3 separate regions of the Homo sapiens genome follow, and regions 1 and 2 are each linked to region 3. A link is a contact called in ENCODE Hi-C or POLR2A ChIA-PET data. All regions are on one chromosome and are shown on one strand. Each heading gives the region's core, a stretch centred on a gene start or an enhancer-like site at or near the end of the contact. The rest is flanking DNA. Distances are from core to core; before and after follow the strand shown.

Region 1 (2,700 bases), core at 40-2,539, 310 kb after region 3:
AATTGCAAAATCTGTACAAAGAATCCTCATATACCTTTACGCAGATCCCCAAAATGTTAACTTTTTACCACACTCCTCTGTCTCTCTCTCCCTCTAGCTCCCAGAATTTTTTTTCTGAGCCACTTAAGCATCAGTTTCAGACATGATGCCCCTTTACTCCAGGTAGTTCAGTGTGCTCGACCTGAAAAATAAAACCAAGACATTCTCTTACATAACCACAATGTAAATATAAAAATTGGGGAAATAATGTTAATGCAGTACTGTCCTCTAACCTAGATCTGGATGTTGCCAATTGTTCCTTTAATGCGGTACAGTTCCTCGGTCTTTCTTTGCATTTCCTGCCACTGACAGTTTTGAAGAGATAAGTCCAGTATTTTTAGAGTGTACCTCATGGTTATATTCAAGTTACGCACTTTTGATGTGAATGCCATAGAAGTAATGTGCTGTTTTTCTCAATGAATCACATCTCACTTTTTAAAGTGAAAGTCATTCTTCAATCTCCTCCATTCCTACTCCCCTCCTAAGAGGTAAATAACCACTGTTAACGATTGGTATTCATCTAGTATTTTGTCTATGCACTTATATACACACATATCTATACACAGGCACACTTGTACCCTTTAAAAACATAATAAAATGAGAACACTATATCCTTACTGCTCTGCAATTTACCTTTTTTCATTTAAGTGTACGTCTTTGGCAATCTTTCCATGTCAGTGCATGCAGATTCCCTTTATTCTTTTAAAAATGGCATATATATATGTATATATATGCCACATATGTGTATATATATATACACACACATATATATACATATATATACATATATATACATATGCCACATATGTGTGTGCATATATATATATATATATATATATATATACACATATATATATATATATATTTTTTTTTTTCCCCTAGAGACTGCCTCTGGCTATGTTGCCCAGGCTTGTCTCAAACTCCTGGGCTCAGGCAATCTGCCCTCCTCAGCCTCCCAAAGTGTTAGGATTACAGGTGTGAGCCACTGTGCCCAGCCAAACGTGGCATAATATTTTTAAATGGTATAAATGTGTTCTTGTTTAGTTTGTTCCCTACTAATGAATATTTCCATTTTTTCTATCACAATGTTTGTACACACATTTAAGAACATACCTCATTTATAATTGTGATAGATGCTATTAAATAGCTCTCCTAACACACTTTTCCAGTTTGTATTCTCATCTACTGTGCATGAGATAATTTGCATTTTTCTGACTGTTAGTGATGCAGAGCACCTATTCACGGCCTTTGGGTTTCCTGTTCTGTGAATTGCCTGTTAGTGGTCTTTGCTGTGAGAATGCTGAATTGTCCGTCTTTGTCTGACTACTTATTTCTCCAGGCCTCACTCATTTCTGTTCCTCTGCAGAGGCTTCTCCACGTCCCCTAATCAGCCACTACCCCCTCCTCTGCTGTCCCACAACACTGTTCACACCGTGCCCAGGCCTTCATTTACCAACCATTCCATAAAAAATCTACTCATTCCAAAAGTGTCCACTGTGAGCCTTCTCTGTGCTTGGCCTTGGGCTAGGTGCTGGGTGGAGAGACATGAGCCAGTCATCATAGACTCCATGCTAAAGTTCAGTTTTGATATGCAGCTTTGAGCATAGAAAAGAGCATGAGTTTTAGATCTAGACATAACTTGAGTTGAATTCCAGCTTCACCACTTCCCAGCTGTGTAATTCAGAGCAAGTCACTTGATTACTCCAAGTCTCCATTTCCATACTAGTGAGGTGAGGCTAATCCCTCCCTAAGAGAGTCACTTGAAGCTGGACAAGAGACAATATATCTGAAGTGGTTAGCAAGGGCCTGTTACACAGTAGGCTTGCAGTAAATGAATGGTAGTTGAAAGGCAACTGTTAAGAGGTCAAAATCAGTTAGTTCTCAGAGGTTCTAGGAGCCACCAATAAACTGGAAAATAAAAAGGAAGGAGGTAGCTCCTCTCTTTGCAATGCAAAGGATATGGATGAGTGCCGCTTGCCCAGATCCTGCTACAGAATATCTTTCCTGCTCTCTGCAGCAGATTTCTGCTTTGTCCTGGCCCCTCATCCCAATTCAGCTGCGCATTGTTGTCCTACTACCACTGCCGTGGGAAGAACAGGTGCTTCCCTTCTCAAATAAATGTTGGTCTCTTTAGAAAATACTCTGTAAGAAAGACTTCAGGATATTTGTGCATGCTGTCACCCATGATTTCAAGAAGTAGGGGCTGGGCACTGTGGTTCACACTGAGGCGGGAGGACTGCTTGAGACAGGAATTCAAGACCAGCCTGGTTAACACGGCGAGATCCCATCTCTACAAAATGTTTATAGTTTTAAATTAGCCAGGTGCAGTGTGGTGATGCACGCCTGTAGTCCCAGCTTCCTGGGAGGCTCAGGTGGGAAGATCTCTTGAGCCCAGGAGGTTGAGGTGCCAGTGAGCTGTGTTTACACCACTGCACTCCAGCCTGAGTGACAGAGTGAGATACTGTGTCGAAAAAAAAAAAAAAAAGAAAAGAAAAGAAAAGAAAAAAAGGAGAAATGGGGAGTAGAGACAGCTTCAATTAGAAAGAGAAATGCTGTGTATGTGGAGAGAGGCTGAGGTGGAAAGTTTCCCTGAAGACCCAAAACTGCCGCAGAGTAGGGTGAGTGGGTATATGTTAGAAGGACAGGGAGAAGGGCTTTACA
Region 2 (2,700 bases), core at 57-2,556, 270 kb after region 3:
GGTGCGGCACCCACAGGATAAAACCTGAGGACACAGTGTGTGTGTGTCTGTGTGTACACACAAATACACACGCCAGTGTCAGAGGCTTGTCTAGGTGAAAGTGAATGTAGGCTGGGGGTCCCTAGAAATGTCACAACTAACCCTACAGGTGTCCGCTGTCATCTGCAAGGTTGTGCCTGCCACAGGAGACCTGTTTGTACAAATGGTAGCCTGAACAGTGCTCACTGCACACCAAGAGGCTGCATGCCCTGAATTCACACCTTCATTCCTGGTCCTATCTCCCAATAGAATGGACACTGGGCCTTACAATGCACATGCTAAACACCACGGATCTCCATAGGCCCCAGACCCACGTCTAGGAGTTTGCCTAGAGACACAATGTGAACATTGGCGTGTATGCATCGGACAGCCGTTGACATCCAAAAATGGAAAGGTCAGTGTAGCCACTTCTTTCTCACATCCAAAAATCACTTGGGATATAACAGGTGAATGCAGACCCTTTAAATAGTGGATGTACACTCAGATATTTCCGAATTACATAAATAACACTCATAGTAGACACACATTTTGGATACCCAAAAGAATATACACAAGTACTAACTTATAAACACACACGAATACCCCACGAGTATAAAGATACACACACACACACACACACACACACACAGGCAAACAACTTTTGGACACAAACTCATATATTTTTACATCTTTTAAAAATACATATACTGTAATGAACACACTGAGTCCCTTATATAAACACACAGGCCCTAACTTGCAGACCCCCGGAAGGACGCCAGCGTGAACATTCAGAAACAGAGAAAAACACAGACAAACTCACAGATATTTGGACTGATGCAGAAGTGTGTGAACAGATAGGTGAAAAAACATAACAAACACGCCGCAGTTAGACAGTCTCTACGAAAATGCGGCGCGCCCCCTCCTCCTCCAGGGTCACCCTGCGTGGGGACCAAGGCCTGGCCGTGTCCCGGAGTTTGCACATCTGGAGCCCGTATCGCGGTCCTACCTGTCCTGCTGGTCCGAGGAGTCGGATAATTTTTCTCTAAATCCATTTTGATTTTTCAGGACTTGATGGAATGGACAGGGAAAAGTTTCCACTTTTTTGTGCCTTTTTTTTTCTTTTTTTTTTTTTTTTTTTTTTTTTTTTGGTGCCAGGGGCCGCTCACAGGTCGGAATAATTCAAGCCTTCCGCTCCCCCGCCGAGCTGGGGTAGCTGATCACTGAGCTGAAACTAAACGTTTTAGGTGGAAAAAAAGCGTCCGAAGGCACCGTGAAATGATTAAGGAACTAAAGAGCTTCTCGCCATGTGAGATCATGTCCTGTTCTCGCCAACATCACAAGATGTCCCCAGACACGCCGCGCCCCCAGCGCGCCGCCCCACACTGCCGGCCCGGAGCGAGGAAAGGGTAGGCGCTGCGCGGCCGGGCCTGCTCAGCGCGCCAGACGTGGCGGACCCGGCCCGGCCGGAGTAGAGCGGGAAGCCGGGAGAGCAGCAGTGCTGCTGCCGCGCCGCCCCAGACTTTTATAGGGGTTGGGGGGAGGGAAGGAAGGCTTCAGCCTGCGCCGGGCGCTAGCCAGCGCACCTACGGGAAGGGGCAGACCGAAGCGGAGCCCGGGAGCCCGGGTCTTCCAGCCGCACCTTCTATTAAGACATGCGCTTGGGGGTCGCGGCCCTCTGCGCTGTGCGCGGGGCCTGTGACATCTCCATGTGCAAACCCCGCTGCTTAGACGAGCGCAGGCCGGGTTTTTGTTTTTGAAGAAATTAACTGCTCGGCCAAGCAGGTGCTTTTGAAAGGGGTTGCAAAGGCTGGCAGTGTTGCCAGGCACCGAGGCGACGTTCCGGTTTACTCCGATTCACCCCTAGGGCGGCGCCCGACCCCAGGGTTCCCAGCCATCCAACCCCCACCCCAATTTGTTGGGGTCCTGACTATTGCTGGGCCCCTGACCCTAGGGCAGCGCCAGATCCCTAAAGCCCCCAGGTCCCATCCAGTCTTCTAGTCCCAGAACCCCTCCCCACATCAAGTTCCATTCTGGCCCAGAGCATGGAGGTTAAGCTGTGAAATACTGGAGATGAAATCCGGGCTTCCGCTTTGGAGCACCCGGGCAGAGCAGAACATCTCAGTAGTTTCTGGAGATTGGCGGGAGTTCCAGACACCTTACCCCGGCCCATAAGTGGAATCGCATTGCCCTCGAGCCCTGAGACGTTGTGGAGTCCCAGAGCCCCAGGACTTGATTCCAGAGAGGAAATCAGATCCACAGAGACCGAGCAGAGGTGTGGCATGTCCAGCCCTCTCTCTTCGGGCCAGACTCAAGCCTCCCCTCCCTGTTCCCCTCCCCAGCCTTGAGTTAGTTCAGCTGCTGGGCCTAGCCACTGAAAGCCTGTGGGGCCCTGCAGCGGGGTGGTCGCAGGGGAAAGGTTCTCCAGGGCGGGGGAGCGCTCCGTAGGAGGACTCCTGGCCCGCCGGACAATGGCAGTTTTGGAGAGTGAATCGTCCTCAGCAAGAGTGTTGTTTGTTTTTTGGAGGGGGTGGTCACGAGGCTGGGTCGCAACCTAGGGGGAAGAGCCTAGAGCTCGAGGAAAGGGGGGCCCCCGGCGGCAACTGGACATCACATATCCACTGAGCAGATTTCGCCACAATCGGAAATGTGGCTGTGGATTCCCGGGCGGCCCCCCCACCAAGT
Region 3 (2,846 bases), core at 295-2,794:
GCGTGTGTAATGTATGTGTGCTGTGGTGTGTGTGGTGTGTGTGAGTGGTATGTGTGATGTGTCTGTGTGCTGTGGTGTGTGCGTGGTGCGTGAATGGTGTGTGAGTGGTGCGTGTGAGTGGTGTGTGTGTGTGCTGTGGTGTGTGCTGTGGTGTGTGTGGTGTGAGTGGTGTGTGCTGTGGTGTGTGTGATGTGTGTGAGTGGTGTGTGTGCTGTGGTGTGTATGCTGTGAGTGGTGTGTGCTGTGGTGTGTGTGATGTGTGTGTGCTGTGGTGTGTGTGTGGTGTGAGTGGTGTGTGTGAGTGGTGTGTGTGTGTGGTGTGTGTGTGCTGTGGTGTGTGTGATGTGTGTGTGCGCGTGTGAGGGAAGGAATTTCGGAGGAGGAGGTGGCAGGTGGCAGGTGGCGCAGGTGGCAGGTGGCGCCGGCACTTAGCCACCAAGGGTGGAGGAGGGCCTTCAGGAGGAGGAAACTAGCGGCGAGCAGGGGGTCAGAGGAGGTAAACGCTGTGAACATACCGCCAAGTCCCCATGCTGGGGGTGCAAAACATTGTCATGAAGGATAAGATTGGGGGGCTAGCTAGGACAAGATTGTGGAGGACACTGATTATCAAGCTGGAATTATGCAATTTCTGTCGAGAGCACCTGGTCACCACCGCAGGTCTTTAAGCAGCTATGGATGGGAGGCGACCCTGGCAGCGGCGGGCGAAGATGAGTTAGAAGGGGACAGGAATGAGACAAGAGGAAGGGAGGGAAGAGACGAGGTGGGGAGGACGGGAAGGCGTGCAGGGAGTGGGCCGGTGCGAGAGGGACATGGGATGGAGTCCACAGGGGAAGAGCTGGGGACTCCAGGTTTTCTGGTCAGGAGAGACTGGAGACGCCACTGACAGAAAGAGGAGGAACAGGTGTGGGGAGAACTGATGTTTCTTCGACCAGAGCCATCTGCGGAAACATCGTCTCCTCCGTGGGGCCCAGCTTTCATTCCTCACAGCAGTGATCACTGCATGGCAAACAATCACATTCATCTATTATTTGTTTCTTGTCTTTGCTCAATCAGCATATAAGAGAGTACGAATTCCATCTGCCGTGTTCACAGCGCCATCCCCAGAACCTACAACAGTGTCGGCTTCTAGTAGGTGATCGCTAAATATTTTTTGAGTAAATAAACGAATGACTCATGTCGTGCTGGAGGGGGACTGTGGGACAAGCATCCAGGAGGACTGGAGATCTCCAGGAGGGACGTCTGAGCAAACAAGAATGTCCCACACGTGGAGGTCACTAAGCCCAGGCTGTGTCTGAGATGGTTCTAAGAGAGTAAGAGAGAATGCACAGAAAGAAACCGGATCACCTCCTATGCCCCCAGCGCCTGCACAAAGCCTGGCACACAGCAGGTGTTGCGTGTTGGTTGACTGAATTAATAGATGAACCTGCTCTTCGGCGAGGAGTGAGACTTCCTGTGCATAAGGGGCTCGAGCAGGAAGACAGCTGGCCGAGAGCGTGCGCTGGGGTCCAGAAGGTTGCCTCAGCTTCACAGGTGCCCATGGGTAACGTGTTGTGGTTCCCCGGAGACTCTGGGCGGGAGGAAGTGGGACCATAGAGAGGGGCCCACTTGGGTAGAGCGTCTACCTCCGAGAGGTGGAACTTCATTGGGCGAGTGGGTAGCCAATGAGGAAGCTCCCTGAGGAAGAGCCCGCCCCTGGAACTGGGCCGAGGCACCGCCCCCGCGGAGGAAGCCCCGCCTCTCCCCGTCCCTAACACTGAGGCCCCAGAGGCGAACTGTCGGGACTCCCGGGCTGCTTGGTGGCCTGAGAGGCCCCCGAAGGGCTCTGGGCTGCGCCTTCATCCGCTGCTTTCCTGTGTGACAACCCCAGACCTCATCCTTCAGGGGGTCTCCATTGCCTCAGGTTCCTCTTTTTTTCGAGACGGAGTTTCAGTGTTGACTCCCAGGCTGGAGTGCAGTGGCGTGATCTCGGCTCACTGCAACCTCCACCTCCCGGGTTCAAGCGACTCTCCTGCCTCAGCCTCCCGAGTAGCTGGGATTACAGGCGCCCGCCACCACGCCCAGCTAATTTTTGCATTTTTAGTAGAGACGGGTTTCACCATGTTGGCCAGGCTGGTCTCGAACTCCTGACCTCAGGTGATCCACCCGTCTGGGTCTCCCAAAGTGCTGGCATGAGCCACCGCGCCTGGCAGGTTCCTTTTCATCTAGAAAGAGGCCTTCAAGGGTTAGCTCTGGTTTAACAAAATGGATTCAGTGCTTCCTGTACCAGGCGCTGGTCTACGCTCTTTTTTGCTTTTTCTTTCCCTCCCTCCCTCCCTCCCTCCCTTCCTTCCTTCCTTCCTTCCTTCCTTCCTTCCTTCCCTCCCTCCCTCCCTCCTTCCTTCCTTCCTTTTTTCCTTCTCTTCTCTTCCCTTCTCTTCCTTTCTGTTTCTTTCCCATAATGCATTTATTTTGTCATACTTTTAGTGACACGGGAGCTTTCAGAATGCAGACTTGAAGATACACGGTGATCTATGTGAATGGTCTGGGCTCTGAGGAAACACCTTCAGACCCTCTCCTCATGGGCCTCACCATCTATGGGTGGAAACACAGTAAACAAACCCGCAGTCTCTTCTATAATTACACATTGAATAAGTGTGTCAAGAAACAAAATAATGGGGCATAATTCAGGTAGCAATACTGGGAAAGTGACATTTGAGCTGAACTAGAGAGCAGGGCACTATTGGCAGTTGGAGAAGTCTCCACGCTGAGGGAACAACATGAGAGAAGTCCCCAAAGCTGAGATGAGTGTGCTGCATGTAGGGCGAAGCAGCCAGGCTAGACGGGGAGGTCCGAGGTAAGAGCAGAGG

Evidence for each region. A loop is a pair of places that touch in the nucleus more often than their neighbours do. ChIA-PET counts read pairs that join two places held with the same protein, here RNA polymerase II (POLR2A). Pooled maps may share reads with other maps.
Region 1: a loop to region 3 is called in a map of CD8-positive, alpha-beta T cell, with 13 times the contacts of the local background. The contact joins two enhancer-like sites. A Hi-C loop is called at or near these places in 1 of 168 maps with a recorded cell type or tissue (CD8-positive, alpha-beta T cell), 1 of 37 single-sample maps with no recorded cell type and 8 of 50 pooled maps.
Region 2: a loop to region 3 is called in a map with no recorded cell type, with 6 times the contacts of the local background. The contact joins the promoter of PAX5 here to the enhancer-like site in region 3. A Hi-C loop is called at or near these places in 1 of 168 maps with a recorded cell type or tissue (naive thymus-derived CD4-positive, alpha-beta T cell), 2 of 37 single-sample maps with no recorded cell type and 10 of 50 pooled maps. POLR2A ChIA-PET finds 5 or more read pairs at or near these places in 1 of 52 experiments (activated CD4-positive, alpha-beta T cell).

The regions. Positions count from the first base shown.
Region 1 is chr9:37,073,687-37,076,386 of GRCh38, forward strand. No RefSeq gene overlaps it. Among named protein-coding and RNA genes, the nearest start is that of PAX5, 41 kb to the left of the region's middle. Within about 2 kb of position 1,290, at least 3 of the 41 ENCODE cell types and tissues checked have a DNase peak (open chromatin) inside an H3K27ac peak, as active enhancers do.
Region 2 is chr9:37,032,962-37,035,661 of GRCh38, forward strand. It overlaps PAX5 (paired box 5), which reads right to left and starts at 1,307. Exons shown (of 10, transcript NM_016734.3): 1 at 1,025-1,307. The coding sequence starts at 1,070. RefSeq lists silencers at 1,073-1,193, 1,460-1,639, a promoter at 1,453-1,891 and an enhancer at 1,970-2,019.
Region 3 is chr9:36,764,492-36,767,337 of GRCh38, forward strand. No RefSeq gene overlaps it. Among named protein-coding and RNA genes, the nearest start is that of MIR4475, 58 kb to the right of the region's middle. RefSeq lists enhancers at 1-340, 341-859, 1,380-1,539. Within about 2 kb of position 1,545, at least 5 of the 41 ENCODE cell types and tissues checked have a DNase peak (open chromatin) inside an H3K27ac peak, as active enhancers do.